Regions from separate parts of the Homo sapiens genome. Here regions 1, 2, 3, 4 and 5 are each linked to region 6. Evidence: chromatin loops called from intact Hi-C (ENCODE). Cell type or tissue: PC-3. All regions are shown on one strand. Each heading gives the region's core, and the rest is flanking DNA. Links, peaks and the distances in the headings are about the cores only.

Region 1 (5,243 bases), core at 1-5,000, 200 kb before region 6:
TCAACCCGTCATCTAAGTTTTAATCCCCGCATGCATTAGGTATTTGTCCTAATGCTCTTCCTCCCCTTGCCCCCGACCGCCCAACAGGCCCCAGTGTGTGATGTTCCCCTCCCTGTGTCCATGTGTTCTCATTGTTCAACTCCACTTATGAGGGAGAACATGAGGTGTTTCGTTTTCAACTCCTGTATTAGTTTGCTGTGGACTCTTGAAGAATACAAAAGTTAGGCGCACTGTCACCCTGTACAATCAAAAATCTGCATATAACTCTTGACACCCCAAAAATGTAACTAATAAATAAATGAATGCCTACTGTTGACTGGGAGGCTTACCAATAAGATAAACAGTCAATTAACACATATTTTGTATGTTATATGTATTATATACTGTATTCTTACAATAAAGTAAGCTAGAGGAAATAAAGTGTTATTAAGAAACTAATCAGAGGCTGGGCGTGGTGGCTCACGCCTGTAATCTCAGTACTTTGGGAGGCGAGGCGGGTGGATCACGAGGTCAAGAGATCAAGACCATCTGACCGACATGGTGAAACCCTGTCTCTACTAAAAATACAAAAAATTAGCCGGTCGTGGTGGCGCGCATCTGTAGTCCCAGCTACTTGGGAGGCTGAAGCAGGAGAATCGCTTGAACCCAGGAGGTGGAGGTTGCATTGAGCTGGGATGGTGCCACTGCACTCCAGCCTGGGTGACAGAGTGAGACTCCATCTCAAAAGAGAGAAAGAAAGAAAGAAAATAATCAGAAAGCGGAAATACATCTACTATTCATTAAGTATAAGTGGATCATCATAAAGGTCTTCATCTTCCTCATCTTTACATTGAGTATTGAGATTGAGGACAAAGAGAAAAAGGGGTGGTTGGTTTCGCGGTCTCAGGGATTGCAAAGGCAGAAGAAAATAAAGCCTATAATATTGGAGAGTCAACTGCACGTATGTATGTATGTATGTGCGTGTGTGTGTGTGTCTTGTGTGTGTGTTTGTGTGTAGAGAGAGAGAAAGAGAAATTATTTTAAGGAATTGTTTGGCTCACATGATCATGGTGGCTGGCAGGTCAGAAATCTTCAAGACGGGCAGTAGGTTGGAAACTCAGGCAGGATTTCTTTGTTACTCTCCTGATGCAGCATTATTTCTCTAAGAAACTTCAGTTTTTCTCCTAAAGCTTTCAACTTATTGGGGTTCTCCTTATGGAGGATAATCTGCTTTACTCAAAGTCTGCTGATCATAATTGTTAATCACATGAGAAAAAAAAAAAACTCCTTCATGGCAACATCTGGTGTTTGACAAAAAAACTGGGCACCATAGCCTAGCCAAGTTGATAAATAAAATTAACCATCACAATAGGGCCTAAAAAATAAGATTTGGTGTGATTCATTTAAAATGTGTCAAATGTGCAAGAGGCAGTGGAAGGTAGAGCTGACATCCAAGTACCTGGATATCTGACTTCATACTCAGAATATGTCACCCCTGGGCCATGCCGCCTCTTACTAGACAGAGCTTTCACCTGGATTCTCTCCTCTATGTCTGCTTCTAGTAGGAGGGTGATTATGCAGTAACTTGAATGAAGTTTAAAAATAAACAACAAAGGGGAAGACAAAGAATCAATATTGATTATATTGCTAAGTTCATCTTTTCAAAAAAATTTCATTTTCCTTCTTATATTAAAATAGCCAAGTAAATTAGACTTTTTACGTTTTCCTTTCCTTGGCATCTAAACTCTGTTGCTTCTTCGTTTTTCTTTTCTTTAATCCCAGAAAACTAGATGATTCCTTAATATCATTTTGAGATTGTCATATAACATTGGGTTAACATTTAAAATTACATAACCCCAACATTGATACTAATTCTAGTGACTGAAATTTAGTTAATGACAACTTTAAAAGGGCATGCATCCTCTGTTCAAACTGATTTACATGAATTTTGATATTATTTTGAAGGGAGATCAATTCCACATGAAAGCTGATTTATATGTTTTATTTTAAGGCTCTGAAATTCCATCTGCCTTTATGGCACTGGGCCACATCACAACTAGGTCAGATTCTTTCAGGAGCACACAGGTGTCCAGCAAAATTGTGCTTGTGCTTGGCAGCTTACACTGTGGCACCACACCAATTGCTGAACACAAGCTCTCTCCTCTCAGTGAGAGCCACCTTCTTATCGTGTTTGTGCCTGTACCTGGTCTCAGGCCAAAAATGAATGGATAGACAGTGAATTTGAGTAATGAAGACACATTGAGTATACACATCGGGTTATCTTTTATAAAGGACTTTAATTTGAATAATGTTGGTGTGTAAAATTCAAGAAAGAGAAATGGAGTGTTCACTATCTTTCATTAAAAATGCCACTGTAAATACTAAAAATGCACAAATGTGTAAAGTTATATCCATCACTTTCAAAGAAGCATAGGAAATAATTTTTAGCTGTTTCAAATAGTATACAGCATATTCTAAGTTAACGCCTTTCATGATCTAGTTACACCTGACCTAATATGTTCCAAGTGAAATGTTTATTTCTTTATTCACCTATTTTTTTTTTACTGATTCCTTTTATAATGTGAGTATTCTTGATTTTCAGCCTCTAAATAAGCAAAGAATTGCTGACTCAATTACTGTCCATAAAATACAAAATGCATTCTAGTCAGACTAAAACTTCACAATTTATCTTTTATATTGTCATTAACTTATATGTGTATGGTACAAATTATAATTAAATATTTACCAATGTAATCCTAACTATATTTTTTATTAAATTTTTCTATTCTTAAGATGTATGTGGATATTTAGATTACTGTGTCTTATTCTGAATCTCCTCTTAGTTTGAAAAATTCAGAAGACTCCTCTTAGAGAATGCCTCAGGAAGCTTCTAAGATGCCAGCCCCTTCTCCCTAACTGAGCTATAGTTTGGGGCATTTTCAGTTGTGTTACACTCTCAGCTGCCATTGCCCTCCTTTCCTTCTCTTGTCCTTTCACAGCATAATTTAACAAGCATTTAGTGGGTGTCCACTAGATGTCAGGCAATCTCCTAATAATTTCAAAGGAACAATCTTTCGGAAATCACATATGTGAAAGAAACTGGACAAGGATGAGCACGATGTAAGAAAGAGGTTTTTTTGTTTTGTTTTGTTTGTTTTTTGAGACAGAGTCTCGCTCTGTCGCCCAGGCTGGAGTGCAGTGGTATGATCTCGGCTCACTGTAACCTCCGCCTCCAGGGTTCACGTGATTCTCCTGTCTCAGCCCACGGAGTAGCTGGGACTACAGGCACGTGCCACCACGCCCTGCTAATTTTTGTATTTTTAGTAGAGATGGGGTTTCACCGTGTTGGTCAGGCTCTTTTCAAACTCCTCACCTTAGGTGATCTGCCTGCCTTGGCCTCCCAAAGTGCTGGGATTACAGGCATGAGCCACCACCCCAGGCCGAAAGAGGTCATTTTTGTCTATATTTTTTTTAAATGTTGAAGTAGGCTGCTTCCCACATACTTTCCAGTTGGAGCTAACTTTACAGCTGGTTTATAACACTGTTTCTTTAAAAAATTGTTTCAAGTCACAAAGTAACACAATAAGATAATTACTCTTTTAAAGACTCATTTCTAGAAGATGTTGAATTGTTGACAAAAAGAAAGAATTTTAAACAAGTTTGTAAATAATCATTTTTTCATTCATTCATAAGACATTGACTGAATGTCTATTGTTTGGTAGGTCCCACACACAATTTCTGTGAAAAAACACAAAAGAAAAAATGACGCCTAACCTCAAAGAACTCACACACAGCAAAAGAGAAATTAATACCATAATCATATTCAGAAATGCAAGTTGAAATGTGAACTCTGTAAGCTCAACAAGCCAAGACGGACTTTAGATGCCATTATAAAACGTAATATTCCTTTCTTATACCTTTGGGTAATTTTCACATAAAAAAATCAATTGCATGAATTACAAGGTTTTGCTTGTTTTAACTAAGCATATATAGTCTTAAAAAAGTCAAAAGTTCAAAGTCAAGAAAATTGTGAATGTCTTGATATTGTATTGCAGAGAAGGTCTGTTTCTTTCTCTTATACAATCAGCATTATTTTGAAGATATTTAGGCATGCTCTTCACTGGAAAGAAAGGTCACCCTCAAGAAGCTATGAGGCAAAGACAACCACTTTATTTGTAAGTTTTCTCCATTAAAAGAAGACAGTGTTTTAAAATTACACAATATGCTTTATCCAATAAAAATCTGCACTATTTTGAAGATAAAAATTCAATCTCCAAGTTCATTTTTTAATTCTTTTTACAGATAAAATACTCAAAGTCAATTCTCTGAAGCTTTTTATTATATTCATTCTAACATCTTCTATTTATTATCTATATTCTGTTTAATTATATTAGTTAAATTTGTTGCCTTGGTCTCATTATGAAATTTTTCTGTAATATTTGGTGATTCTCATTCTATTTATTATTATGATGATATGCAAACCCCATTCCAGTTTTATTATGCCTTGTCATGATATGATCCCAGATGTTGTATAAAATGAACAGAATGTATGGAGGGCAGGTATGTACCAGGGCCATATCTTCTGGGTATGAGATGTTCCCCCCTCCTGGGAATAATTAGCTCTCAAGAACATTTCTTTATGTCTTTACTCCAAGGGGTGGCCCTCACTGCTCCAGTCCAAGATCAAGTTCCACTACTGATGGTTCTGAGCAAGAATGTGAGGAACCCAAATGGTCTAGCTCTTCCAAATCCATTTCCCCACATTACCTGACAACAAATGTTTCCAAGTTCATTGCTGCATCTATTTTATTTCAAATACCACTGTGTTCTATTCATGGGGTGTATGTATTACTCACTTTATTATTTTATCCCAATGCTTTAAAAATCCCTGCCTTTCTATTGTCCATGGTGCAAGCTCACACTAACCATTGAATATCCTGCACTTTGCATACATATTTTGCATGGTTTGTTGATTTAATAAATAAAATAATTTTAATTTGAAAATATGCTTCTTTTTTGAGTCTTTGTTTCTTTTGCTCAAGGAGTGGCAACCATATTTCTCCAATATCCCCATAAGGAACTTCATAGTCTTCTTTGTGTCTTCTCTTTCCCCCATTTACTACATTTGAACTATCCACTAAGGTTTGTTTAATCTGTTTTTTTAACTGTTTTTTCTTCAATACTTTTGTTACGAGAAAAATCAAGATTTGTATAGAAAAAATATTTCCCACAACCTGGGAGGGAGCCAAGAGACCAAAGAACGA
Region 2 (5,409 bases), core at 252-5,251, 360 kb after region 6:
TCTGCTTCTGTGGTTTTCTCAGCTTCCTTCAGCTTAAAATACTTAAAATATTAAGGTGCTATATTTGGGTGGTATCTTGTTCTGAGTTCTGACTTATTTTTACTGCTTTTGCTGCTGATACATAACTAGGCCTAACTTTAAATACAGTAGTGTTCTTGGCGATCTTTGGCTGTTGGACTTCTATATTTCTTAGGGCCTTTAAATGTTTTCTTTAAAAAATTATATTTTATTTATTATTTTAAAAATATGAAACAAATGATATATCACTACAGACACAAAACCATTGCTCTTCATTGTGGTAAATATGAATGTCAAGAATCAACTTTGGCCACCAATTGGTAATTTTCTCAGGTCTAATAATGTAAGCTCATTTTCCATGTCTGTTCAGATCTGTAATGATTGCAAGTCCTCAAGTTTGTTTCACTCCTCTCTCCAATATCACCCTCTTCTGGAATCAATGCATTTCTTTACTGTTTACTCAGTACGTGTGTTCTTTACTGTTTACTCAGTACGCGCGTGTGTGTGTGTGTGTATACACACATCTATATATATATATCCATTATATGGATATAGATGTGTATGTGTGTGTGTATATATATATATACACATACATATATATACACATATATATATATATACATATATATATATAGAGTCCTCTGAGTTCAAGGACGTGCATATTGAGGTGAGCAGTGGAGGTCATTTCAACTTTAGGGAGCACAGAAAATTATTTACAAAAGAATGTTGTTCATGTGTAATCTTTGTTGAAAGGCAAAATACATTATTTTTATTTTACTTAATATGTAAACATCTTTTATATAAAGTTATGGAAACATTTCACTTTTCTGTAAATAAACTTATCTAAAGAATGGTGGTAAATGGTGAAAAATACCATGCAACTTGAATGTATTCCATGAAATATACTCAGCAATACAATTTTGGAATATGTTCCCCACATTGCTAGCTATGCTTGTGATTTCTTCTCTCACTTCAATGTCTTTTCTCCATCCCCCCTTCAGTCTGATGGCTAATTAGCTGCACTCTCTTTGGCTCATGTGCTATCTCCTCCAGTAATCTATCCCTGACCTCTTCAGACCGAATTAGTCTGCTGTTTCCTGCGATTCCACCATACTCAGTACAAATCTATCATCCCTTGTAATTGCATTATTTTTTTTCCTGAGTCTGATTTTCCCATGGTTAACGGTTTCTTGAGAGAAATCTTATCTTATTCATTTTTGTATCTGCAACACCTCAGTGATTGCAAAATAATCTCCCAGGAAAGGTGTAAAAAAATAAATGAGTGGTATAAACTCTTCCTATTTAAGAAGTAAAATTTAGTAGAGACAACCAGGTGCTTCTTAATTAAAATACATCATTTTGGAAACCTAACAAATACTCCCATATTTGCTATTATGACTGATTAAGTGTTCCCTACAGCGTATACTGATATTCTTTGTATTGAAAGTGATTCTCTTTCACTATTGAAAAAATATCAATTAGATACTAATTAGTCTTGCTCTCTGCTTGTGGAGGGCTTGAGGTAAATAGGTGTGGAAGAGAATGGGAGCAATAATTAAGTAAACATTTAGGCAGTTCAAACCTTGTGCTCCTTGCAGATAAAAATGCAAATCAGGTTTGCAATATAACCTCCATACAGACAACCAGGGCAGATGCTAATGAATCTAGCATGTTTGTCATGAGTAGTTCAGTTTTAAAACGATTGATTTCTTTACAAAGAGAAGCAGTGAAACATAAACTAAAGTTGCCATGCTGTACCCAATCTGAAAAATTAAACGCTGTTAATGGCCCTTTGTAATACACTGTGAGAATAACGATTATGAAAAAGCTCAGCAGTTTTGATGAATCACTCTCGTCTGGCAAGAGGTCCTGACTTATTTGACAGAAGATGCCTTGCATAGATCATTATAGAGAAGGGAGAGATAGCAGCTATTGTGTTACATAATAGTGTAATAATATAACATTTACAGGGTTTTAAAGTGCAAGTGAGAAATAATAAAAGTGAAGAATTTCACAGTTAAGGAGAAAACATACCAGTCTGCCCTTTAGCACAAAGTCACAACCCACAATTAAGGGACTCATGATTCAGGGTAAATAGTGTGGCTGCTTGTTCAAAGAAACAGTCTGCACCAATTATTCAAGTCTTATAATATTTCTTTTCTTTCTTTTACAGTTAGAAATATGCAAACAGTCTTTATAATGCCAGGATAACAACCCTCCTTAAACCTTGTGATTTTATTTTCTACTTAAAAGAAATGTTGGAAAACAATCACCAATCTTGTGAAATGTAAGCACTCTGGCTCAGCTGTCTTGTATATCCAAATCTGAGATGCCCCATTTCTTCATGTTCGTTTCCCTTCCTCTCCAATTGCACCCTCTACTGGAATTATTGTCTCCTTGGTTTGCAGCAGTCCTTAAGAGCTTTTATTTGCATGAGTCAATCTCTCCTTGGAGTTCCTTCTCTTTTCCCTATGTTTAACCAATTCGTAATATATTTTTAAGTCCATCTCAAGTCTTATAAAAATAACATTTATGTTTTACTGAATGCTGGCTATGTGCCAAAGTTGTCTGACAAGTTTATGTACAGTATATTATTTAATCCTCACAATATCCTTGAGGAGGTCATAATAATTACAACCACTTCACAGATGAGGAAACTCAGAAAGAAGTTACATAATATCCTCTAGGTCTGATGCCTGGCAAATAGCATCCTTCAAATTCGGCTTTGATGGGCCAACTACAAAAATTCTCCTTTGTGTTCCTTATGAAATTGTTACCATAGACTCAGAATTTAGCTTTTAATTATCTTATTACTATTTTCAAATGAATTAATTATGTATCCAAGAGCAGTCTACAAAATGGAAGAACTCATAATTGTATCTTTCTGAACTTCCAGAATATTACAAATGTTTACTGAGACGTGTTGAACTAAAAGGAAAAAGCTGCAGCATAAAATATCATTTTAAGGAGTTTACTTGAAACAAAGTGAGAACAGATGCTCAGGACACATTTCCAAATTGCCTAGGGAAGTGATCTATTTGACCTTTGCTCCAAGCAGATTTTTAAAGGCAAAGGAGGACGAAGAGCAGTCTGGTACAAAGTTGATTGACAGGAGTTCTCATTGGTTTACAGAAAAAAGGATGATTAGTGATTGGGTGTACATTGTTGAACTGTAGGGCCTGAGTTATGATGTCCAGTGCATGGCATTTTATAGCTACTTAGCACTTCTTAGTCTGGAGCCCACATAGCAAGTAGCTTCAAGAGGTAATTATTTAGCTCCAGGTGGGAGGCAGATGTGACTACTCACATTTTAAATGCTTCTCCAAATCTGATAATTTAAAAGGGATTAAATTCCTCAGATTAAAAAAAAAAGGCTTCTTTTTTTCTCATTTTTCTTCCTCAAGTTTCTTTTGATCAAAATCTTTCTTCTCGGAAGCATTGATTATCAAAGTTCAAGTGCCAAATTGTCCTTCATTGCTGGAAAGGCTCACTCCTGGATAGTCCTGTCCCACATCAAGGAAGAAGAGAAGCTATCTCAATTAGGTATTTTTCAAGTGCACCCTAAGGCTGAATTGAGATGGCATCACAGATTAACAAAAATGAGACTCGCTCAAGTCATTGATTTATATAGCTGCTGTCACTTGAATTATCTCTAGTCTTTGGAATACCATGATTTTAGTTTTCTTGGAAGAAGTAATGCAATGAGCTATCCGTAGCACCAACAGTTTGAATAGTAGAAATATAATGCAAACATGAATTGCAATTGGAAAGAGACTTTGTAGGCCAGAACAACACAAAGAACCTATCCATTAGGGAGCCGACTAAAAAATAACATGAAGAAAATTCAATTTTGGTTCTTCTTTAGAGACTTGTAACCAAATGGCTTCTCTTAAATTTTTTCCTAGATGAATTTCTGCTTCATAAGAAGTATGTATGTATACACAACAAGTATTTCCCACCATACGTATGCCTCCTTGTTTAGCTAATATATAATCTGAGGCAATGTGATTGTCTAGAGCAACCTTAGCCAGCGAATCAGCAGATTTTTCTTGAGCTGCAGTGGAGGCAGCAGTTTCATCAGCAATATTTCCCGAGCTTACAAAAATATTTCTAAATATTGTTCATGCGAAAAAAAAAACACCCCACCAAGGAAAAACTGTTCTTCCAATAAAATTCATGGAGCTATTTTCTTGATGGTCAGGTAGATAATTAACAGATTTTCCTCGAAATAGAATCTCTGTCTAAAATACATTGGTGGTCGTGTCTACGGAAAAGTTTGAGGAAACCAGTCCACTGTTGAGTTTCTTCAAAGCTATACATACAGAGAGTGGTGGCCAAATATCCTAAGAGACAGTGCTATTTATAATTCCATGCCCTTACACATTTATAGACCCATGGATGGTGATCTCCTCCACGGGTGAAAATAAGTCCTGATGGAGCACAGGTGAGAATATTATATTGGAGTACATAGTTTTGGGGGCATTATTAAACCATGAGTTAGAAACATTAGAGCAAGGTTAGATTGAGTCCTCATAGCACAAGGGATTGTTTTTCTTTTAATTTTTAACAGCATTATTACTTTTTCTTAACTGTCATTTCTGAGTAAGAACACAATCATTTGAAAACAAGATTCGGATGAGTTAAACTGAAACATAGGACAAGCGGGTTGGGATGAGTCAGCCAGATTCAATAAACAGATTCTGCTTTGTATGGCTTCTAAGTTGTGATATGAGTACAATCAGTAATACTGGTGAAATTTAGAATAGGACATACCAGTGTGTCACTGTGGTTAAAAGTGGTTTATGCGGCCGGTGGATCACGCCTGTAATCCCAGCACTTTGGGAGGCCGAGATGGGCGGATCACGAGGTCAGGAGCTCGAGACCATCCTGGCTAATATGGTGAAACCCCGTCTCTACTAAAAAATACAAAAAATTAGCTGGGCATGGTGGCGGGTGCCTGTAGTCCCAGCTACTCGGGAGGCTGAGGCAGGAGAATGGCGTGAACCCAGGAGGCGGAGCTTGCAGTGAGCCGAGATCACGCCACTGCACTCCAGCCTGGGCGACAGAGCGAGACTCTGTCTCAAAAAAAAAAAAAAAAAAAAAAAGGGGCGGGGGTTTATGGTTTATGGTAGCAAACCCAGCATCTTGTCAAAGTTCCAGAAGTTGCAATGGTTTCTAAGAATTATTCCTCGATGTTGTAGTCAGATTTATTAGGGAAAGCAAAAACCGAAACCTGATTATAGGCATTTGCCTGTGTACATACACGCAAACCATTAATAGGCATTTGTATGTGTATATAACATAATCTGATTGTAGGCACTTGCTTGTGTATATACCATATGTGTATATACACACAAACCATTGCCATAGTACAAGTATAGTATATATTAA
Region 3 (5,409 bases), core at 99-5,098, 400 kb before region 6:
CTGATCTATTGAACCATCTCGTATTTGGAGTCAGGAAGAGCAAGAAGATTGAGGATATTCAAGAACAATAGCAGGAAATGCAGTTAGAGAGGTGGAGGGAGGAAAACTCAGTCATGCAGTGTCTTCAAAACTATATTAAAGACTTGATTTTGATTTTGGAGAGTTACAAAAAGCTACTGGATGGTTCTGAAAGCTAAATGTTATGATTTATCTTATATTTTGAAAAGATAACTAGCAGCTGAGAGATAGGGGTAGAATAACAAGTTCAGAAGCAGGGAGACCCGATAGGTAATCAGGACAGAGAAGGCTAACAGGGTGTGGTTTTGACAGGAATCATTTGTATGGGACTGATATTAGTATATTACTTCATGTTATTGTACTGACGGTGCATAACACATTGGACATTTTATTTTCTGTAACTTGTGATTTTAAAATATCAGTATACTGATTCCTGGGCCAATGATTATTTAATCACAATAAAAAATACTGCAACATTTATTATCCACCCACGTTGATGTGCTTCATAAACCTTCTTCTCTGTGTGCATATATTAGTAGTTTAATAATTCAGAATACTAGGTATGATATGCAATCAAAAATAATTTGAAATAGTACTTTCCATGAAAACAGAATATCAGCTTTATTATGATAGACTGCTTGGTACAGAGTGAAATCACATTGCCACTGGATTTGATGTTATGAATTTTTTTCATTATAATTTAAATCGGTGCATCCAAATAATTAGAATGGCCATTGGAGTAATTGATAAATGAGTGAAATTCTCCATCATCACCAAATTTCCTCATTATGCTTAAGTACTTTAGGGATCTCTGAGCAGTGTACATTCCTTTGTACTCATAACTTAATTGCCTTCTTTAAAGGTTGACTTCAGTTTCAAAAAGTACTAGTAGTAAATGAAAGAAATATAAGATTAGTCTCATCCTTCTGGTATGTGAGATATTCCTTGAAAATATATGTTTACAAGTTGCTTTGAAATATTTGAGTTAACAGAACATCATTAACAATAACCGCATAGGGGTATAAATGTTACCTCTATGGCCTGAGACAATTAAGCTACCTCTTAAGCTTTAACCTTTCTAATGGGAAGTGACTCATAACTAGAAAAAAATATTGCAACTGCAAGAAAGTACTCTATAAAAGAAATTTAAAATTAATGGGATCTACATGCTAGTTTTACTTTTTCTTACACATTATTGGTAAGGATAAATTTAAGATTCTGATAGGCTAATACTCTTACTGATCATAATAATTATACCAATTATTATGTTTATTAAGAATTTATTACTAGATATGATTATAAGTAATACACACATCTACATGCGCCTGTGCACACATTCATAAAATCCTGTTAAATTCTCATAATAAGAATTGAATTAGGCCCTATATTATATTTATTTTAAGATGAGGAAAATAGTTCAGTCCTGTGATCTGACAGAGACCATAAATTCAATAAGTGGCAGCTCTGGACCTCGGTCCACCTCATCTAACTCAAAAATGCTGTTTCTGAGTATAGTTTAAAATGTATTAGATAAAAATTAGAAAGATATTTATGAACATTTTTTTCTTTTTCTAACAGCAAGCACTTAGTTGATGACCTAACTGAAGATATAAACTATTAACTTTTTTAAAAGTAATAAAACGTTACCCTTTTACAAGCTGTAGTGAAAGATCTTATTCATAATGACTTATCTATGCGGGACATAGAGATAAGGGTAAGAAGGGAAAGTAGTGTTTTCTCAAAACCGTCTCTATTAAGATTTTTCTCTGAATAAGCTGTTATATTTCCTAGAATTACTTGATGCAAGTGAAAGTAATTAGTAAAATGGATTAACATGTGCACAGTGATATATAACTACTGGGTTTATTTTGTTGCCAATAATTTTTGCTTTACAAAGTCACCTGACTTCAAGACATACTAGATCATTTACTTACAAACTTTTATATCCAAAGCTCTATGGAGCAGCATATAAGAAGCCCAATTGCTTAGATATAGAGATAGTACATAAAAAAGAGTGAGTGAAATATAAAACGATGTGTACTGCCTTATGAAGATTTGGATTATGATCATAGATTTTTTTCCATATTTTGTTTTTTTCCATATTTTTTCCATATTTTGGTTATCAAAGAAATTTTTTTTTGTCCAGATACCTAAGCAAGAGGACCATTATCCTACTTTTGGACCACTGGGAAAATTTCAGATTTCAAACTCTCAATAACAACAGTCATTGGAACTTGGCACATTTGACATATCTGATTGATACTTTAACTAGATAAGAAGTTTAATTATAAGAAAGGCAACTATCTACAGTCTCACACTAAACATTTGGATCAGTCAATGTGTCTGAAATATCTCTTTTTATTTGAACATCAAGTTATCAAACATTTTTAAATGTAATTTCAGAAAACGAATCAAATTTTACACTGACTTTATTAATGCAGCTGTGTTTTCTTAATATGATGACTAAAACATTCTTTGGATTTTTGGGGAGGAGGGGAATCTGTTTCAGTTGATTTTGGTTTTCTCAGAGAATTCCTACTAGTTGTAAGTGGAACAATTTGAGCATTAAAATAAAATAATGCATTACAAATAAAAAATCTTTAATTAAAAAACAGATGCAAAAAGTCTTTAAAGATTGCTGGAAGACCATTTTCTGAAATGGGTAAGTATAAGTAAAGAGAAGGAGTTTATTGTGTACATGCCTCTCTTCAACTGACTGTACTTAATGCTATGACAACATTGATGAAGCATAGTTGTTTTATATTTAAAAGAAGAATGGTTAATGATAGATTCAAGAAAATTGATTAGAAAGTCATTATTTTATAATCCTTCATTAAAACACATGGAAATAGGCAGTGGTCATCAGCAGTTATCAAATAATCTGGTGAAATGATGAACTGAACATTTTAAAAATGGATCAATCCACCCCCATGATCCAATCATCTCCCACCAGGTACCTCCCTCAACGCTGGGAACTAAAATTCAACATGAGACTTAGGTGGGTGCACAGAGCCAAACCATATCATTCCACCTCTGGGCCCTCCCAAATCTCATGTCCTTCTCACATTTGAAAACATAATCATGCCTTCCCAACAGTCCCCCAAGTCATTACAGCATTAACCCAAAAATCCAAGTTCAAAGTCTCATCTGAGACAAGGCAAGTCCCTTCCACCTATGAGCCTGTAAAATCAAAAGCAAGTTAGTGACTTTCTAGATACAATGGAGGTACAGGCATTGGGTAAATGCACTTGTTCCAAGTGGGAGAAATTGGCCAAATCAAAGGGGCAACAGGCCCCATGCAAGTTCAAAATCCGATAGGGCCGTCATTAAACCTTAAAGTTGCAAAATGATCTCCTTTGACTCTATGTCTCACATCCAGGTCAAGCTGATGCAAGAAGTGGGCTCCCATGGCCTTGGGCAGCTCTGCCCCTGTGGTTCTACAGGGTATATCCCCTGTGTCTGTGTTCAAGGCCTGGTGTTGAGTGCCTGCAGCTTTTCCAGGTACATGGTGCAGTCTGTCGGTGGAACTACCATTCTGGAGAAAGATGGCCCTCTTCTCACAGCTCCACTAGGCAGTGCCCCAGTGGGAACTCTGTATGGGGGTTTCAATCCCACAGTTCCCTTCTGTGCTGCCCTAGTAAAGTTTCTCCATGAGCATTCTGCCCCTGCAGCAGACTGCCTCAACATCTAGGCATTTGCATACATCCTCTGAAATCTAGGTGGAGGCTTCCAAGTGCCTACTTTTGCCTTCTGTGCAAGAGCAGGCTCAACACCACATACAAGTTACCAAGGCTTAGGGCTTGCACCTGCTGAAACAACAGCCTGAGCTGTGCTTTGGCCCCGGTAGCCACAGTTGGAGCTGGAGTGGCTGTGACACAGGGTGCCATGTCACGAGGTTGCACAGAGCAACAGGACCTTGGGTTAACCCCACAAAACCAGTTTTTTCCTCCTAGGCCTCCAGGACTGTGATGAGAGGGGCTGCCTTGAAGGTCTCTGGCATTCCCTAAAGACATTTTCCCCATTGTCTTGGCTTTTAACATTTGGCTTCTCTTTACTAAGCAAATTTCTGCAGCTAGCTTGAATTTCTACCCAGAAAATGGGCTTTTCTTTTCTCCCACGTGGTCAGGCTACAACTTTCCCAAACTTTTATGCTCTGATTCCCTTTTAAACATAAGTTGCAATTTCAGACCATCTCTTTGTGAACACATATGCTGTTAGGAGCAGTCAGGCTATCTCTTGAATGCTTTGCTGCTTAGAAATTTCTTCTGCCAGATACCCTAAGTCATCTATCTCAGATTCAAAGTTCCACATATGCCTAAGGCAGGGTTGCAATGCTGTCAGTCTCCTTGTGAAAGCATAGCAAGAGTGACCTTTGTTCCGGTTCCCAATAAGTTCCTTGTCTCCATCTGAGCTCACCTCAGCCTGGACTTCACTGCCCATGTCACTGTCAGCATTTTGGTCACAACAATTCAACAGGTCTCCAGGGAGTTCCAAACTTTTCCTCATCTTCCTGTCTTCTTCTGAGCCCTCCACACTGTTCCACCCTCTGACTATTACCTAGATCCAAAGTTAGTTCCACATTTTCAGGTATCTTTAAAGCAATACCCAGCTCTCGATACCAATTTTCTTACACTACTATGAAGAACTACCAGAGACTGGATAATTTATGAAGAAAAGAGGTTTAATTGACTCACAGTTGCACAGTCTGGTACACGAAGCATAGCCAGAAGCCTCAGGAAACTTACAATCATGGCAGAAGGCAAAGGGAAAGCAAACACCTTCTTCACATGTTGGCAGGAGACAGAAAGAGCAAGAGGGAAGTGCCACACACTTTTAAACCATCAGATCTTGCGAGAACTCACTCACTATCATGAGAACAGCATGGGGCAAATCTACCCCCATGATCCAATCACTTTCCACCAGGTCAGTGCCCCAACTTTGGGAATTACGATTCAACATGAGATTGGGGTAGAGGCACAGAGCCAAACCATATCATAGCATTAAACACAAATGGTCATGCAGTACCCATATTTGAATTTTGATCTCTGTAAGTCCATTACATGTAATTAATGGAATTCTGGCAAATTTTAATTTACTACTTGGATATTCTAAATTAATCAATTCAGAATATAATCTAAAGAGGGATACATAGTAACAAAAACTTCATCAGATATTTTAAATGTAAAACTAAATTAAATGTAAGGGTTTTTTTTTTTTGTAATTTGGAAATGACCTACACTTTTAACATTACACATAAGAATTAAATTTGTCGGCTGGACACAGTGGCTCATGCCTGTAATCTGACCACTTTGGGAGGCCAAAACAGGCAGATAACTTGAGGTCAGGAGTTTGAGACCAGCCTGACCAACATGGTGAAATCCCATCTGTACT
Region 4 (5,409 bases), core at 187-5,186, 110 kb before region 6:
ATAATAATGAGACAAGATATGGGATGATCTAAAATCCTCTAAATGTATTGTACTATACATTCGGAGTTGGAGGTAGATTTAATTTACTTATTAAATGTGTCATTTGTAAATGGACTGTATTTTAGACACATGTGTATATATATTCCTGAAAATGTAAAATATAATACTACTCCCAAAGGAAATTTATTACTGATAAAATACTTTTTTTCTCCAGTAATAGTTTTGCTCATTGTGGATTATGCAATTAATTAGTTATGGTTTATTGTGCTGAATTTGCATGTTCATTCTCCTGGTAAAAGGCTCGAGCTAAGAGGTGGTCAAAAATACTTGTAAAATGTGAAATTTAAATTTTAAACAGCACACACCTTTAAACTTGTTCTAAGAAATATGCAGGATTATTATTGGTTTTATTTTTCTTACCAATATTAAAGGTAACCTGGAGCTGAAACCTAATTAATTGAAAAAAGCATAAGCACATGCCTTGCCCTATGAGTTCTGGAGCCCAGCACCACAGCAGCAGACCTGATGGGCATACGTTAAATATCTAATCAAAAACTGTCACAAATATATAGGTACGTGATTAGTGTGCTCAAGAAAATTCTATATGAATTTTGAAATCTTTCCAAATACATGCTTTTAAACAATTTAATTTGAATCATGCACTATTAATAATGAAAGTTAGGTAAAAATAGTACAGAAAAGAGAAAAAATGCTTTTAAAGAGTCAAAACAATGCTGTTAATTCTTAGACAGTAATTCCTCTGAGCAACGGCCTTTAATATAAAGATAAATATTACAAAAAAAGCTACTGCCTTTAAATTTTAATACTTTATCACAAGGTATTTAAAGTAAATTACAAACTAAAATGGTGGGGGGACCAATTCAGAGGTTAATATTCAGCATATACTGGACATTCAGGACATAGGCTGTAGTCGAATATTTTTTTTTGTGTCACATTTCTAATGACCCTAATTTCTATCTTTAAATACAGGATCTTTTAGCAAAGCAAAAAATTGGGAGTGTCCATTGAGACTTGATACCATCCTCTTTAGTATGCGAGCAGACATGTAATCTACCAAATTTGTACAAGAAAGAAGAATAAATGCATGTGTTTCTATGGTCAGGAGCTAAAGGTTCTTTACCTATTCCTAATCTATTTTAAGAATTTGAGAGGTCAGTTCAAAATAGATCTATGCATAGATCAGGAATGCAAAATGTTATACTAAGGTTGTCACTCCACACATAATAACATTAAATGCAAGTCAGATAGTTTTCGGAGGTTCTCGATCTACAGTGCTTTCTGGCTTAGTTCTTATAATTTGTCAAATTAGATTTTTTGTCGAAAAAAATTGTCCTCAATTTAGGTTCCCCTTTATTTAATTTGAAACAGAAACAAACATATTTATTGTAAAATTATGACTTTGTTTTCTAATAAACATTGTTTCCTTTTGTTAGCTGAAAGAAACAGTTCTTAAACTACAATTACAGATGCCAGGCTCACATATGAAGAGGTTTGGGATCATAGGTCTTCCTGTCTCTGAGTGAAATATGCTTGTAATATTCAATTTTATCTTTTAATAACAGTGAGTTCATCAGCATGTACACCTTTTGTTTACTTTTGTATCACATTTTCAATATGTTTTAAATTAAATGAATGACAATTGCTTTTTCTTTTCTTTTTCTTTCTTTGTCTGTCTTTTTTTACTCTAAATCTTTTGCCCGGCAGAATGACCATTAAAGGGTGCTTACTCTGGGGGAAACGTGGTGGGTTGTCATTGACATCTGTCAGCGTGATGTTCACAGTGGTTGTCCCCGATAAGCCTCCCATCTGGCCGCCCATGTCTTTGGCCTGGATGACCACTTGGTATTGCTCTCTGTTTTCTCTGTTCATGTTCGGTAAAGCAGTCCTGATGATACCTTGAGAAAATATAAAAAAACTTCCATTATCTTCACTGAAATCTCCATTGTTATTTTATTAAGTCCACAAAAAGTATTTTTAAGCTAGTGATTTTTTTGAAAGATACGTTTTGATACTCGTTTTTATTGTCTAGAAATTATAAAAGTGATTCTGCGGAAATATCATTTGTATTGTGTTACCCTTTCCTAGCAATACCACATGTGCTTTGAGTGGCCTATGCTTATATGTTCAAATATCTAAACAGAGGTTTCCATTAGTTCACTCTATCATTTAACTTTGAGTTCTTATATCTTTAAGTGTTGTGTCTTCACTCATCTGTGAGTATTAATGTTAAGGTTTTGTTCTTATTCTCCCATGGTCTTTCTACTGATAAAGGTCATAAAGATGATCAAATGAACAAACAGCAATTCATGATTCCTGACCTGTTTCAGGCTCCACAGAGAAATAGGGCTGCCCTTGAAGTATGCTGTAAATGACTCTGGCGCTGTTCCCATATGAAGGGTCATCGGCATCTGTAGCTGTGACTTGCACCACAGAAGTACCTGAAGTATCCAAATTCAGCTTAGTTCTGCACAGTACCAGAAGGAGGAGCAAAAGCACTGGTTTTCATTGAAGACTTGAATGATTTCTGGCTTTAATCATGACCTCTTAAAGAAACTTTCATATATAATTTGGATGAATATGTAGATATATAGTGTTATTACAGGTAAACTCTGAGTTCAAATACATAATATTTATTTAGTCAACATGTCTATTTTTATGCATGCAATAAATAATTCTAGCATACAGAATATAATAAATACAGTCACTTTACAAATGCTCAAGTTGGATATTGAAATTCATTTTCACATAATAGATTTGTTTTGTGTAAAGGGCATATCTAATCACACAGGAGTAAGTATGTTCTTCTTCCCCCTCTCCACTAATTAACTCTAAAAATAATTAACATCTGCTCTAGAATACAATTTTATGAATAGATTAAATTCTAAATTTAGAAACAATTCAACATGATCCCAAGTTCCATGAACTACTAAAATCTATTTAATAAAGTTCAAGATATTTAAAAGGACTTTATAGTGAGATGACTGCCAGAAGTTCTTGGGATTTAATGAAGTAAATATTAAATAACAATCCCAGAACAATGCTTTTGAGAAATGTAGAGTCTGAAAATGTACAACTATAACTGTTACAAGTAAAAAAAAGCTTTAGATTTGTTTAATCAGTTTAAACAACTTCACACATATTTGAGAAGTGTCTATTCTCTTACCAAATCCAAAAATATGACTCTAAAAATGTTATCACTGTTCTCTGATGCTTTTCATTGCCTGTCATTCTATATCTAATTTAAAAAATTAATGCAGTTTTAATTTTCTTGGCCTACAGATACATCTCCCATTTATGTACATTGAAAAGAGAAATTCTACTTTCTTGAATGTTATATTTCTACCTTTTTTCATGCCTTATGTTTTACAGGTTCCACAATCTAACTTGGTAATTCTGTATCAGTATGTATTTAACCATAGGTTTTCAACTGGTTTTTTTCGAAAATAAGATTTCAAAGAAGTTGAAAGATACCAGCAGAGTTTTATACATAATAATTATAATGATAGGATTTTTTTATGATGTTTAATAAAAAAATTCTAATCAATTTCCTCAATTGAAATATGTAGATAGTACATATTCCAGATGAAATTTTTCGGTAAATTATGACTAGAGTATATGTGAAGATTATATAACCTCTATGGTATTCTAAATGTATTTATATTATATTTGGGATCAGAAATTTATACAACTTTTATCTGAATCCAAGGGACAAAAAAATTATTTTCACAATTTTCTACTGAAGTTCAATGATATTTTCTTGATTTTTGAGGAGAGTGTCTACCTATATGTATTATAAAGATTCACAAATCTGTAGGAAGTGTAAATTGCATTGATCTTTTTTTTTCTGATTGTCTCCTAAAAGAAAAAATAAATAAATATGTACTCATGGTAGCAAATCAAAGAGGATTTCAATTAATTGATTATACTATTATAAGAATTTCTTGATTTTTAAAACACTTTTTGAATACCATCATAAACGCTGTAAATGAACTTACCTACAACAGACATTTCGGGAACACTAGCTGTATAGATTTCTTCTGGGAACGTTGGCTCATTGTCATTGATATCATGAATTTTGATCACAAACTCTGACTCTGGCTCTACTGGCCTCAGAGTTCTTCTGTTAATAGCTTGTGCGCGTAGAGTATAAAAGGCCTTTTCCTCCCTATCAATTCGCCTTGTGGCATGAATATCACCTGTTTTTTCATCAATAATAAAAAGAGTACCAGCTCCATCTCCAGATAAGATATATTTGAGTGATCCATCTCCTTTATCTTGGTCTGAATGTAGCTAGGGGAAATAAAAAAGAGTATATCCATGATCATGTATAAAGGTGCAGGATGCTGAAAGAATTCGCAGAAGGTCTTTCATGTCTCATCACTGAGCAACGGGGTCGGCTATCCTACTTCTTGAAATGAGAGCTGAATAAGTTTGATCACACGCATTTATACACTTTAAAGAATATGAATAGCCTTTTATATATCAGGATACTTTTTATTCTAAATGAAAAAAATGTAATAAAATTAAACCAAGCTCCTGTCTTTGCTTGGTAAATATTCATTTTTATGGGCAAATAAATTCTGTCCCAGATATAAGATATCAGTCTTGATAGGTGGGTGTAAACATTGCTCTCTCATCTCTTTCTGTGAATGAAAGATTATTTTATTCTTAAATGGTGCAAAACAAAATCTGCTATAAACTTGTTATTAGCTATCATATTTTTGTTGATGAATTAGTAATGTCTTAAGAACTGTAAGACAAGCAAAGCTGTAGGAGACAAAGTTCTTACTTTAAAAACAACATACATTATTTTTTGGTTTATACAATAGACAGCGATTACCCCACAAATATTTGTAGTACTCAGAGCAGATAGATATCTACATAACACATGTCTGTAAATTTTAAAGTTATAAATAAAATTAATGAACTATAAAATAAAATATGTTCTAGCCTCCTGCCTTGTCAAATCTACCTTTTTAAAAACCTACAAGGACAAATTCTGTGCAGGAACAAGGCAATACAAGGCCTGTGTCTTGCTTCTTTTCCTGAGCCTGTAACATAACCACACTGAAGCTTTGAGAATCACTTCATCACATCAAAGAGCTTTGCATGCCTTCATGTGGACATCTCAGCCCAATGTACACACCATCCTAGTGCAAATGCCAGTCCAGGAGTTCATGTGTCATGAACAAATTCCATCTAGGTTATTTTTCAACAGATGCCCTTAAGGCTAGCCAACAGGCTTAGGAGTACATATACTACTGTACTAGTGACTGAGTCTAACCTTTGGGCAATTAACTTAAAGAAGAGCCTCTTCTAAAACCTAGAAGCAAGCTCCGGAATGTTTGGGCAGGAAATAATGGGCCCAATGACCTTGAGAATTCTGGA
Region 5 (5,409 bases), core at 256-5,255, 410 kb before region 6:
AAAGGTTGATTTTTGGTTCCCATGTAAACATTTTTAATTTATTGATTTGTTTAGAAGTCATGTGGGAGAGATATTTGGTATTTATTTCATCTCCATCAAAGTACCCACAGGTGGGAACAATGTAATTTGTGAAACTGTTGAGCTTATGACAACACAAGTTGAAGTCAATTTGTTCCAGTTCACAAAAGCTGATTGTTACATTTTTAGGAATTTTGAGAGCTGATTACTAAACATACTTATTATAATAACAATTGAATAATATAAAAATAACAATTAAATATATTCCAATAAATATTCAAACCCATACTTTCTAATTGTTTTGCTATATTGCTCTATTATCTGTGTGTTTGGACTATTTACCTATTATACCTATGTGGTAGAAATATTATATAACGGTATGCTACTGAACCCGTCTTTTCAACTTTGTACTCAGTGACATCACTCTGGAGTTTAAAACTGTCTGTGATGGGCCTATTTCCTTCACATAAATATGAAACAACAAACTGTCAGAACTTGACTTATTTTGTTGAATCCCCAGACATAAGAGTGTAAGGAAACATTGATAATTTACATTAAATTTTAAAGTGTGTTATGTCCGTGCCTCATACATATTAAGTAACAAAAAAGGGGAGATATATTATTCTGATTCAGCAAAGAAATCACTTGCATTATTGACAAGTGAACGAATTTCCAACATACAGCTGCATTATTTCACTGTTATTTTACTAGTTAATACAAATGAAACTATCAACCAACACTCACACCGAAACCACACTCACAGAGTCACTAGTTAAATCTTCATTAGCGCATCATGAAATAGGAAGACATTAACGATAGCAAATTTAGATTTTTTTCCGTACAATTCCTAATTCTACAGGTGGTCAACATTTTGTTGGGTTGTTTACAGTAGTGGAAGAGATTTAAGAGGCTATTCATTAGACATATGTGTATTGGTGAGAAAAAGAGAGAGAAAGGAAGAGAATGTAGCTGAATCTGAGTATAAAGAGAATATGCTTGATGAAGAGACATATCAAACTCAAACTGGAGGGTTTTGCCATGAGACTTAGGGCAATTCTTCCATCCTAAGGAAAGGAAATAATGAAATAATGGGCGCAGGTGTAGGTAATTTGTATTTAGTATTGCAATATATTGAGGGAATTTACACCTGGTGTTTTACATTTTTCTACAAAATAAATGTATTGCTCAAAGTGAAGGGGAAGCAAGAAGCATAAACAACTTTAAATCTAATTGAGTAGTTTTGAGTTATCTGCAGTAACAAACAGGAGATAAACTAAATATTGGTGAAGGGAGGGGAATTGAAAGGCAGTATTTGAGACCTTGTGGGATCTATCAGGGGTTTGCATGATTTGAACCTATATTATTCAGCCTAGAGGGTTAGGTTGGCCTAAGGTTTGCTTTTTTTTGATTGAGATAGATGAAGGGACTCACATCTCATTGAGATGACTAAGGAGGTGGTATTTAAAGGGCAGGTCTAACTGCACTGAAAAGAAAATAAACTGATGACAAGAGACATTAACGGCTTGCAGAAAGTACAAGGTTCAGCCACAGAACACAGAAGAAAGTCAAAGAGCTATTGTGGTATGAATGACAGAGTATATACATGTAAAATAGTTTACTAATTATACTCTGGTGTTATCTGTCTTTCTAATCCTTGTATCTCTGTTTTTTCTCGTAATGGTGCTCGCTTTTCAAATTCTCAGTAAGCTAAAAAAATAAAGGCATCACAAATATTGTCCTTGTACTGGCAAATTGTAAAATTAAATTATTAGAATTACACTTCAGTAGAAAATATAACACTATTAGCAGGCACTTTTATTCTTGAGTACTTTTATCAACTTAAGGCTAATTATCAGTGAGCTAGGGAAATGATCAAATAACTTTCTCCCAGTTATTAGAGTTTCAATAATTTATCTGAAGTTGCATTTTAGGATAAGAGTATTGAGTGTATATATTGATTATCTATTTTTCTGTTTTACTTTCCCCAGGAAATGTTTGAGTTATTAAGTGCTTTTTTCCCATATCAGATGCTTCATAAATTGACAATGACCATAAAAGTGAAGTTAATGAAGATTAAAAATACATTTTTATTTACTGTATTCTCAACTATACTTGGGTTATAATTCTGTACTTATATGAATGTATACAAAACTGCTTAGATTTTGTCCATACATTGTTGAGTTTGTGTCTATATCTAATTGTCATGTTTAAAATTAACAGTTAAAAACCACAATATATAGTGAACACATGTAACGTTGAACAAGTGTATAGTAGCCTATGAAACAATTATGAGAATTCATATAATCCAGAAGATGGTGCTGTTTACATTTCTACTGCGTTTTGGAACTGCAGCGAAACAATTTATTTCCGATTCCTCCATTGATGGGTTGTAAATTATTGAGCATACCTTTGCAATAGGAACAGTTAATGTAGCTTTGCTCTTGAGGATTTCACATTTACAAATAATTTGCATAACATTTCCACAGGAGATATTAGAAAATGTACTACTTCACAAGCAATCTCACATTAATGGAACCTGATCAGTTGCAGCCATCCCAGTTATCTTATGCCAGGAGTACACTCAAATGTGAAAATACATATTAGTTAAAAGACCTATTTAATTTTCTGGTTACTTATATGGCTATTAAAATGCAACATGCAGACCATTAAAGTGGTGATGATCCTTATTTAATGGAATTTGAATTTATTCTTCCAAGTAGTGAACAGTTTTATACTGACATGTTAATTATGTACTATACTGGCACAAAAGATTTAGCCAGTTAACATAGATAAATGGGACACATAGTATCTATAATACATCAGACCTATTCCACTTCACTCGAAGTTTAGTAAGGGATCATGCACACAGTCTTATAACTGCTTCTGGTAATTTTGTAAGGAGTTAGGAAGAACCCCTATGTGCTTTTACCAAGACTGTCACTAGCAATGCTTACTGCCTCTGTTTAAAAAGTCATGCCCTCCAAAGCAAATGAAATAATGGAAATTTGAGCATAGCTTTTCAAATCCCCTGCAAATCAACGTAGAAACAAAAACAAAACAAATGAGAGTGATCTAAAATCTGCATAAAAATTTTTGTACAGAACAATGTTTAACTACTTTTAAATATTGAGTTAAGGTTATAATATAGAGGTCTAAATTAGTAATATTTTAAATGAGAGTGAAGAAGTTTGGCAATTCGAGTGTGCTATACCCTTAGTAATCATAGGAGAATTGATACAGATAAAAAGAAAAAAGTAAGTATAGACACATCATTTTGTAGATAGAGGAACCCACCAGAAAATCTGAGAGAGAAACCAAGAGTTAAAATTAGTTATTTATGGGGAGAGGAAATTCAGGTGGAGAAATGTGGAGATAGAAAAGTCTTAATTAATTATATTCTCCCTTATTTGCTACCTGAGTTTTTAAACGCATTACTATATTTCTTTTATAAAAAGTAAAATTATCCCTGGAAAAAACAAGACAGAGACTCCAAAGGTTGCCCAGTAGACTATCTTTATCAGAATCATTTGGAATAATTTTGGTTTTGTTGCTATGGTTGTTACAATTAAAATAGCTTTCCTGGGTTTGCCTGGAGAGCTGCTAAATTAGACCCTTTGGATTAGGCCTTGGGAGTTTGGATCTTTGACAAGCTTCTCCAGTGACTTTGCTCTGTAATAAATTTTGCAGACCCTTGAAAATTCTTAAGCTGGGGAAGACTGAAACAGGGGTAGGAGAGGAGGCATACTAGGCCCCAATAAACACAGGGCAGCATAATGAAACAAACAAGCAACATGATTAAATAAAACAAGAAAATACATAGAAGATTTATGGATGTTATTCTTTTAAAATTTAGATATTATAAGCTTTTAGTGGGAGATACCCTCTTACCAAATGACTTCATTTTTTTTCTGGAGCTTAATTCAACAATTAGATATCTCATTTCATTTTCCTAGATCCGTTTACCAGAAGTAATTCTAAGATTTAAGTTGCCTGGAGCAAAAATCTAAGGAGCAGAGTTGCAGCTGGTTTTTCTGATGATTGTAATTTAGGTAAATAGTCAATGCTGCTGGAAATAGAATTTGGTTTTTGTGTGTTCTTTGATAAGGTCTTTGTTGAACTAATTTGCTGTTGCTCTGCCTTTTCTAGAATTTGGAAATTAAAAGTTCTTGGAGGTGTATATGTGTGTATACATATATATATATGCATGGAAGTGTGTGTATATATATGCATGGAAGTGTGTATATATATATATATATGCATGGAAGTGTATATATATATATACACACACACATACATGTGTATATATATAACTTACATATATATAACATATATATTACTTTTTAATGTTAGAATATAAAAGGATGATTCTTTTGAGCATGATACTGTTTCCAATGGTTAAAATTGTTCACAAAAAAAGACATTATTTGGAAAAAAATCTCTTTATCCTGTCAACTTTTTTCTTTTGCAAAATGTTTTCTTTTATTGTTTCTATGCTTTTTTATGATACTAAATGCTCACAGCTTTTTAAACAACAAAAAATTTCTAAAAACTATTTTCAACATAGGAATGTTACAGGAAGTGGTTGCATTAATTAATTCAGTCCCTATATAACTAATTAATTGTGTGATCCCTTACCAAACTATCTTACACTGGATACTTTGCATAAAAAATTACATTGATATGTATGCTTTTAGTCACTGGATTTAATATTGAGACAAGTGACACATATACAAAATATAACTCTTGGAATTCATGAACTAAATTTATACTCACAAAGTTGTGTGAGGACAACTAATCTATATAGCAGATCTAATTAGAATTTGGCTCTATTCTTAAACACAATTTACAAACTTAAATGGACTTGTTGGCAGAAATGCATGATATAACGCTCTACATCCTACGCTTATGGCCAGGTGTTATACAATATTTAAATAAAAATCTTAAAAACATGATCTTTTGAGCGGCACTCTTGGTTAATGCCTCATATTGGATATCCTGATGCTTTAACATGTGAGTTGATTTCTTGCATGTATTGTATACTTAGTGTCTTAGTCATTTCAGGCTACTATAACAAAGTACCATAGATAGAGTGGCTTATAAACAACAGAAATATATTTCTCATAGTGCCATGGGCTGAAAGTCTGAGATCAGGGTGCCAGCATGGTCTGGTTCTAGTAAGGGCCTTCTTCTAGGTTGCAGACTGACAATTTCTCACTTTATCCTAACATGGTGGAAAAGAGTGACCTAGCTCTTTTGCCTCTTCTCTTAAGGACATTAGTCCCATTGATGAGAGCTTCATCCTCATGACCTAATTACCTCCTGAAGCCCCACCTCCAAATGCCATCACGCTGGGAATTGGATTTCCAAATATGAATTAGGGAGGGACAAAAT
Region 6 (5,409 bases), core at 266-5,265:
TGCAGTAAACTACACTGGTGCCAATTTCAACTCCTTAGAAGCCTCAGTGTTATAAAATTTATAAAAGAGTTGCTTTCATTTAAAAGAATAGATTCTAGCCAACTGAACTGTCATATACTTTGTGCTATAATGCAAAGGATAGTGTAATAAATATAATGTATAATGTGGCAGATGATAGAATACTGGCCATAAAAATCACAAGATTTACAGAAATATAACTTTACAACAGGGCAATTTTTTTTAAAGCACATGGGAAATTTAATCAAGGAGTTTTGTAATTGTTTTAAATGAGGAAGGAGAGAAAAGGAAAAAAGAGAGGGAGATGGAAATAGATATAGATTTGCAGAAAGAGAGATGGGGTAGAAGAGAGAGAGAGGGAGAAGATGACCTGCTAAATTTATGGGGATCAGCAGGGCTCTGAAGTGTTTAGAAATGTCATTTATTGCTGAATTTCCTGTTGTGAAGCAATGTTGTATTATATCTTATAGTCTATTGTTTAATTCTGTCCTGAATCTTGAAATGTCATTTAACTTTAATTTATATCATCACATCATATAGAGTATGTTGAATCAAGACTACTTTCTTGAAAAAAAAAAAGAAAAGATTGAAAATTGAAATCATGTGATTTCGTAAAGTGCTTATAATGTTTCTGACAAACTCTCTAAGGATACGAAACCCTTTACTGAAAGGCATTTTTATATGAAGGCATTTCAATCTCCCACAGGCAGGCATTATTTTGAAGGAATGCTACATTTTATTTCCTAAAATGATGTAAAATGTGATTTTATTGTATTCCTTCTTATTTAATTTGCAGCTTTCCCTTTCTTTAGTTCCATAATGTTTAACCAATGTCTCTTAAAGTGTATAGGTCATCACATACATTGCCAGAAAGAAATCAGATAAAAATATAAAGAAACTGATGAAAATAAAGCACTTTCATTCTTAAAAAAATCAAGAGTTACTTTTTTGTGAGAAGTTGCATTGATAAGAGAGTTAAGCAAAAGTTGTATTAATAATTTTTAAACAGGTCAGATTATTTCAACTCATCATTGTTAATATTTCATTAAGAATAATACATTCCCAGAAATCTACAAATTTAATGTGATGGGTCTTATTTTTTGACAATATGTGTCTACAGTTAGTTCAAGTGAGTGATGACAAGAAGGTATGGGAAAAGCAAAATGGACTTATACGCTTTAGGTGCCCTTCTATTCAAGAAAGACAGGAGAAATGGATTATAAAAGGGCTCAAGGGCTCATACTAAAATGTCAAGTGAGGTGAGACTGCTCTACAGTCAGAAAAGAAGAGGGCACAGGCGACCCAGAGCTGATATTGTTATCTTAGAAAACAGGCATTGCTTGGTAATTGTTTGAAATTGTTTCTTGTTCTTATGCATGAAAAAAAAATCTGTAATTTTGAAGGTTGAACTTATTGGGGTAAATGCAGAAAATTATATGAATGCTCCGTGAATATCATCCAAAGGTTTCAACTAGAAAGGAAAAAGGCAGATTTTCTTTTAAATTTAGGACTTGTATTTTTTCTGTAGATTTCAGATTATTGTAATTATGACAAAACAATATATTTTTGTGAACTCATTGGTCTGTGTAAGTGTCAAGAAAAGATAAATAGATTTGTCTGTGCTAACTTTCAGTTTTTCAAATATGCATCTATAGTGTCATTCCGAGAACGCTTCTTTTTACTACTTAAAATATCATAATATGAACCATATATTGTACTTAGTATAACGCTTAATCAATTTTACCATTGCTCAGTATACGTTTAAGAAGGATGAGGAAATGTTTCTTGCTACTTGGTTTTTAACTTCAATCTATTCCAGACATGACTGTTAAATACAATATGGTTAGTAAGTTGTCTCTTTTGAAACCCTATTCCAGATAATATGTTGGGTTAATTGAAAGTAGAGTTTTCAAACATAGACCTGAAATTTAGAGATCAAATATCTGCATAAAATTACTTATAATTGGCATAAATAATTTTACTGTTTTTCTATTTATAATTTCAGTATTTTACAAGTACTTCTAATGTGACAGCAGTATTAGAATGTAATTTGCATAGTAGAAATCAGAATATAATATGGCTAATGCTTTTAATACCCAAGGGCTACACTAGAGATAGTTGGGTTTGCATCACTGGTTTGTATTAATTGCTTACTATGAAACACTATTACTGATAATAACACTTAACAAGAATATGGTTCACTTTGCTGCTGATTCAGCATCATCAGAGCCAATACTGCTGCTGTGCTGCAGCCTAGTGGAATGATTTGGTATAAAAATGACATATTCCAGTAAGACGTGTTATCACTTACTGCAAAGTAGGTTAAGAGACATAGGAAATCAGTCATAAGCACAGAAATCCCCCAGATAGTATATACTTTGCCTCAGTTATTTGCTTATATAAAAAATTAAGTAAAGGTCAAGAAATTCACCCTATTTTTTATGCAAGATTCATATATTTTGGAATTAACCTTTCCAGTTTCAAGTAGTCTATTTTTCAACAAGAAAAAAAACATACCTCTTCCAGATTACACTAACTTTGTAAATAACGTGTCAGAAATATCACTCTAAATTAAAATCAGTTTTGTATCCTCTCTTTTTCTTTTTTAAAGAAAATCCCAGTGTGGGTAAAAATCTAACAATGAAATATTAAATTGATTACCTGCATAGCACTGTTCTAATTAATAAACAGTTTCTATAAACATCAAGGAACATCACCTAGAGCATTAATCAGGTACCAAACAATTTAACCATTGACTTCACACATATGCATATGTAGGTGGATGCTCATACAGTTTACCTTCTTTTTTCCCATTTCCCAGAGATTTTGGTTTTGTTTGTTGTTTTTTTTCCCCCAAACCTTTAAGTGTATGAAATTCTATTCTTTGATTGAAGTCAGGGAAGGCGTATGCATTCACCAGAGAAGTCAATTTGTTCACAGCAAGTATTTGAAACCCAAGAAGTATCTGATTTAATGAAAGCAGACATTGACTCACACTTTAATAACACAGCCAAAAAAAAAAAAAGTGAAAGAAGTATTTCTTTATATTTTTATCATCAGAATGGGTTTGCATCTGACGTGTCCCTAAGGCACAGATCCACGCTGTTTACACCTGTGCACTCTCCAGTCTCTTCACCACATCCCTCCCCAAATAAACCATTACTTCCTTATGCATTGCACATTGAATACATATGTGCCACATTTAGTACACTCGGGGGAGCGGGGTGCAGATTATCTATGCGACTTAGCATTTACCTGTGTTTCTAGGACATAACCTCTTTCTTTCTTCTTCATCACTTTTAACTAAAAATGAACATACGGCTCTGTCAATGACATAATGTTTTCATGAAAGTTCTACTAATTAAAAATCCTCACCATACCAGACCTAAAAAATGAGCACACTCTTGCCAAGTGTTATTCACCACAGAGAAGCTCTTGTAGCTACGTTTTAAAGGAAGATAGAGAGGGGGATGGTATGGAGGGAGAAAGTCTACTAACATATGCATTGAAGTATAACAGTTGTCAACATCAGAAGGACAGATTATTTTTAATACAGATCCTTCAAGAAAAAAAAAAAGAGGAGAAAAAATAATGTATCTCCAAAGAGCTGAGAAGTAATGGATGTGCAGTTTTGGATAATAGAAGCTTTCACTGGAATGAAGGAATGAAGGACCACAATTATAGGAAACATCTGTTTTTTCAAAGCAAAAGATGATAGGTCATTTTTAAAACAATATTTGTCTTTGTACCTGTAGACTCCCCTTTTTTCATAATAAGGAGACAGTAGGTTTTTATTTTAGTGGCATAAAAACAATTTCAGACTACTGCTTTTGCCCATAGTTACAGTGCTATCAATAGTTACTTGTTGGGGACATGCATTTATACTTGCAATATGCTGCATTAATTTAACAACACATAAAATATGGATTTTATTGCAGCAGAAACAATAAATGCTGCAACTGCTGACTACATGCATTTACTCTCCCTCTCTTTACCTCTCTCCCCCCAATACTTCTGACTCAGATATAAAATTGAAAATAAGAATTCTGCCTATTCTATTTCTGATGAATGTCAATCTATTGTATTTATGTAGATGCTTAGTGACCATTGACAGTTTCAAGGAATCTGTCTTCTGCCTGTCATTTCTGTTTATATTGAACGTACAATGAACTATGACTACGAATAAGTGCAGAGTGAATCCATTCATATGGAATGCAAAGTAATGTTAGATGATGTTAGAGTTCACAGTAACAATGTTATCTCTTGAACTGATTTTTAAAATAAAAATGAACAAGTCTGGGCATGACAAATTCACTTCATAACATATTTTTTAGCATTTGTTCCAAGTGAATGAATTCACAAACTCTAATATCATGACCCACTGTTGAGCATAATATATAATTTATCCAGCTTTACATTGCCTATATAGATATTCGAAGCAGTTGTTTCTAGAATTAAATATATAGAGTTGTATGCTTATTTAAGTATTAAAGATAATTATTTTGAAATAATTGCTAAACACAACTTAAAAACAAACATTTATCTCCTCCCTCTCCCCCCCCACCCCTCAAGTGGAGGAATATATAATACCTTAACGGAGTTAAAAGAAAGAGGTGAAGTCTTCCTACCTTTTTTATCAGCTTCTGGATAATGGAAGTTGGTTCCAGCCAAAATAACCCAGGAGAAATTGTCACTATGTCCCCTTTTTGTTTGTTTTCGGCTGTTATTTTCTATCACTGATTCTACTTCAATCTAACTCAAGCTCTTTCTCAGCATCACTTTTAACTCTGGACAGCAGGGAACCGAAGAAAACGGGGGCGAGCTCTCTCTGATTGGCTTTCATTCAGTGCTTCTGATTAAGGGGAAAGGAAAAAAAAAAAAAAGGAAAGGGGGGAAAAAAGCTCTTCCTCACACGGAGAGAAAGGTTCTGCTGATAGAGCTGCAGCACTCGCCATGGGAAGGTTAGAGACTGTGGAAGTGCTGGCTTCTGCGAGCACACAGCGATTTGCAAGTGAATGCGAGGGGAGGGCGCATCCGAGAGGAGGGCTTTGCTTGAAAGGCGTCCCCTCCCCCGCAGGGCAGAAAGACTCTCTGTTTCAAGGCTAAGGTAATCAGCCCAATCTAATCCGCCTGTGTCCGTAATACAATCTCAGGAACAGGACTGCTTCTTGCAATTTTTTTTAAAAAAAGATAGTTCTTCTGGAATATATATTCCTGCACCGTCCTTACACCAGACTACCGAAATCCAAGTATTATCAGAGCGCCAAGTCAAATTGCAACCAGATTTGATATGTTACCAGAGTGATTTTTCGTTGTGATTTTAAATGTTTATTTTTTGCTTTCAGGGAACTTTCTCGGCTTGATTTTCCAAATCCCTTCTCTTGTTGCTTA

Evidence for each region. Hi-C counts contacts between places; a loop is a spot of excess contacts. Peaks named below come from ENCODE experiments on the same cell type or tissue, not always from the same donor. Only the 100,000 strongest peaks of a DNase experiment are listed, where the experiment ranks them.
Region 1: a loop joins it to region 6, with 8 times the contacts of the local background. A loop is called at or near these places in 24 of 110 quality-filtered maps.
Region 2: a loop joins it to region 6, with 8 times the contacts of the local background. A loop is called at or near these places in 8 of 110 quality-filtered maps.
Region 3: it touches region 6 in a loop (4-fold over the local background); 13 of 110 quality-filtered maps call a loop at or near these places.
Region 4: it touches region 6 in a loop (11-fold over the local background); 2 of 110 quality-filtered maps call a loop at or near these places.
Region 5: a loop joins it to region 6, with 15 times the contacts of the local background. A loop is called at or near these places in 13 of 110 quality-filtered maps.

The regions. Positions count from the first base shown.
Region 1 is chr5:24,442,523-24,447,765 of GRCh38, forward strand. No RefSeq gene overlaps it. Among named protein-coding and RNA genes, the nearest start is that of CDH10, 200 kb to the right of the region's middle. In PC-3, for the core only: CTCF peaks have their summits at 3,024 (motif pointing right) and 3,223; a DNase peak (open chromatin) is centred at 3,029; H3K4me3 peaks cover 696 bases.
Region 2 is chr5:25,004,542-25,009,950 of GRCh38, forward strand. No RefSeq gene overlaps it. Among named protein-coding and RNA genes, the nearest start is that of LINC02239, 170 kb to the left of the region's middle. In PC-3, for the core only: a CTCF peak has its summit at 2,412 (motif pointing left); DNase peaks (open chromatin) are centred at 2,410 and 4,700.
Region 3 is chr5:24,244,982-24,250,390 of GRCh38, forward strand. No RefSeq gene overlaps it. Among named protein-coding and RNA genes, the nearest start is that of LINC02899, 300 kb to the left of the region's middle. In PC-3, for the core only: no CTCF peak of the experiment used is centred there; no DNase peak of the experiment used is centred there; H3K27ac peaks cover 624 bases.
Region 4 is chr5:24,533,364-24,538,772 of GRCh38, forward strand. It overlaps CDH10 (cadherin 10), which reads right to left. Exons shown (of 12, transcript NM_006727.5): 3 at 4,017-4,311; 4 at 2,340-2,459; 5 at 1,749-1,916. Among named protein-coding and RNA genes, the nearest start is that of CDH10, 110 kb to the right of the region's middle. RefSeq lists a silencer at 4,957-5,251. In PC-3, for the core only: a CTCF peak has its summit at 2,517; no DNase peak of the experiment used is centred there.
Region 5 is chr5:24,230,763-24,236,171 of GRCh38, forward strand. No RefSeq gene overlaps it. Among named protein-coding and RNA genes, the nearest start is that of LINC02899, 280 kb to the left of the region's middle. In PC-3, for the core only: CTCF peaks have their summits at 2,330 (motif pointing right) and 2,531; no DNase peak of the experiment used is centred there.
Region 6 is chr5:24,639,948-24,645,356 of GRCh38, forward strand. CDH10 (cadherin 10) reads right to left here and starts at 5,031. Exons shown (of 12, transcript NM_006727.5): 1 at 4,647-5,031. LOC124901174 (a long non-coding RNA gene) reads left to right here and starts at 4,762. Exons shown (of 2, transcript XR_007059125.1): 1 at 4,762-5,125; 2 at 5,364-5,409. RefSeq lists an enhancer at 4,728-5,323. In PC-3, for the core only: a CTCF peak has its summit at 2,278; a DNase peak (open chromatin) is centred at 2,274; H3K4me3 peaks cover 586 bases.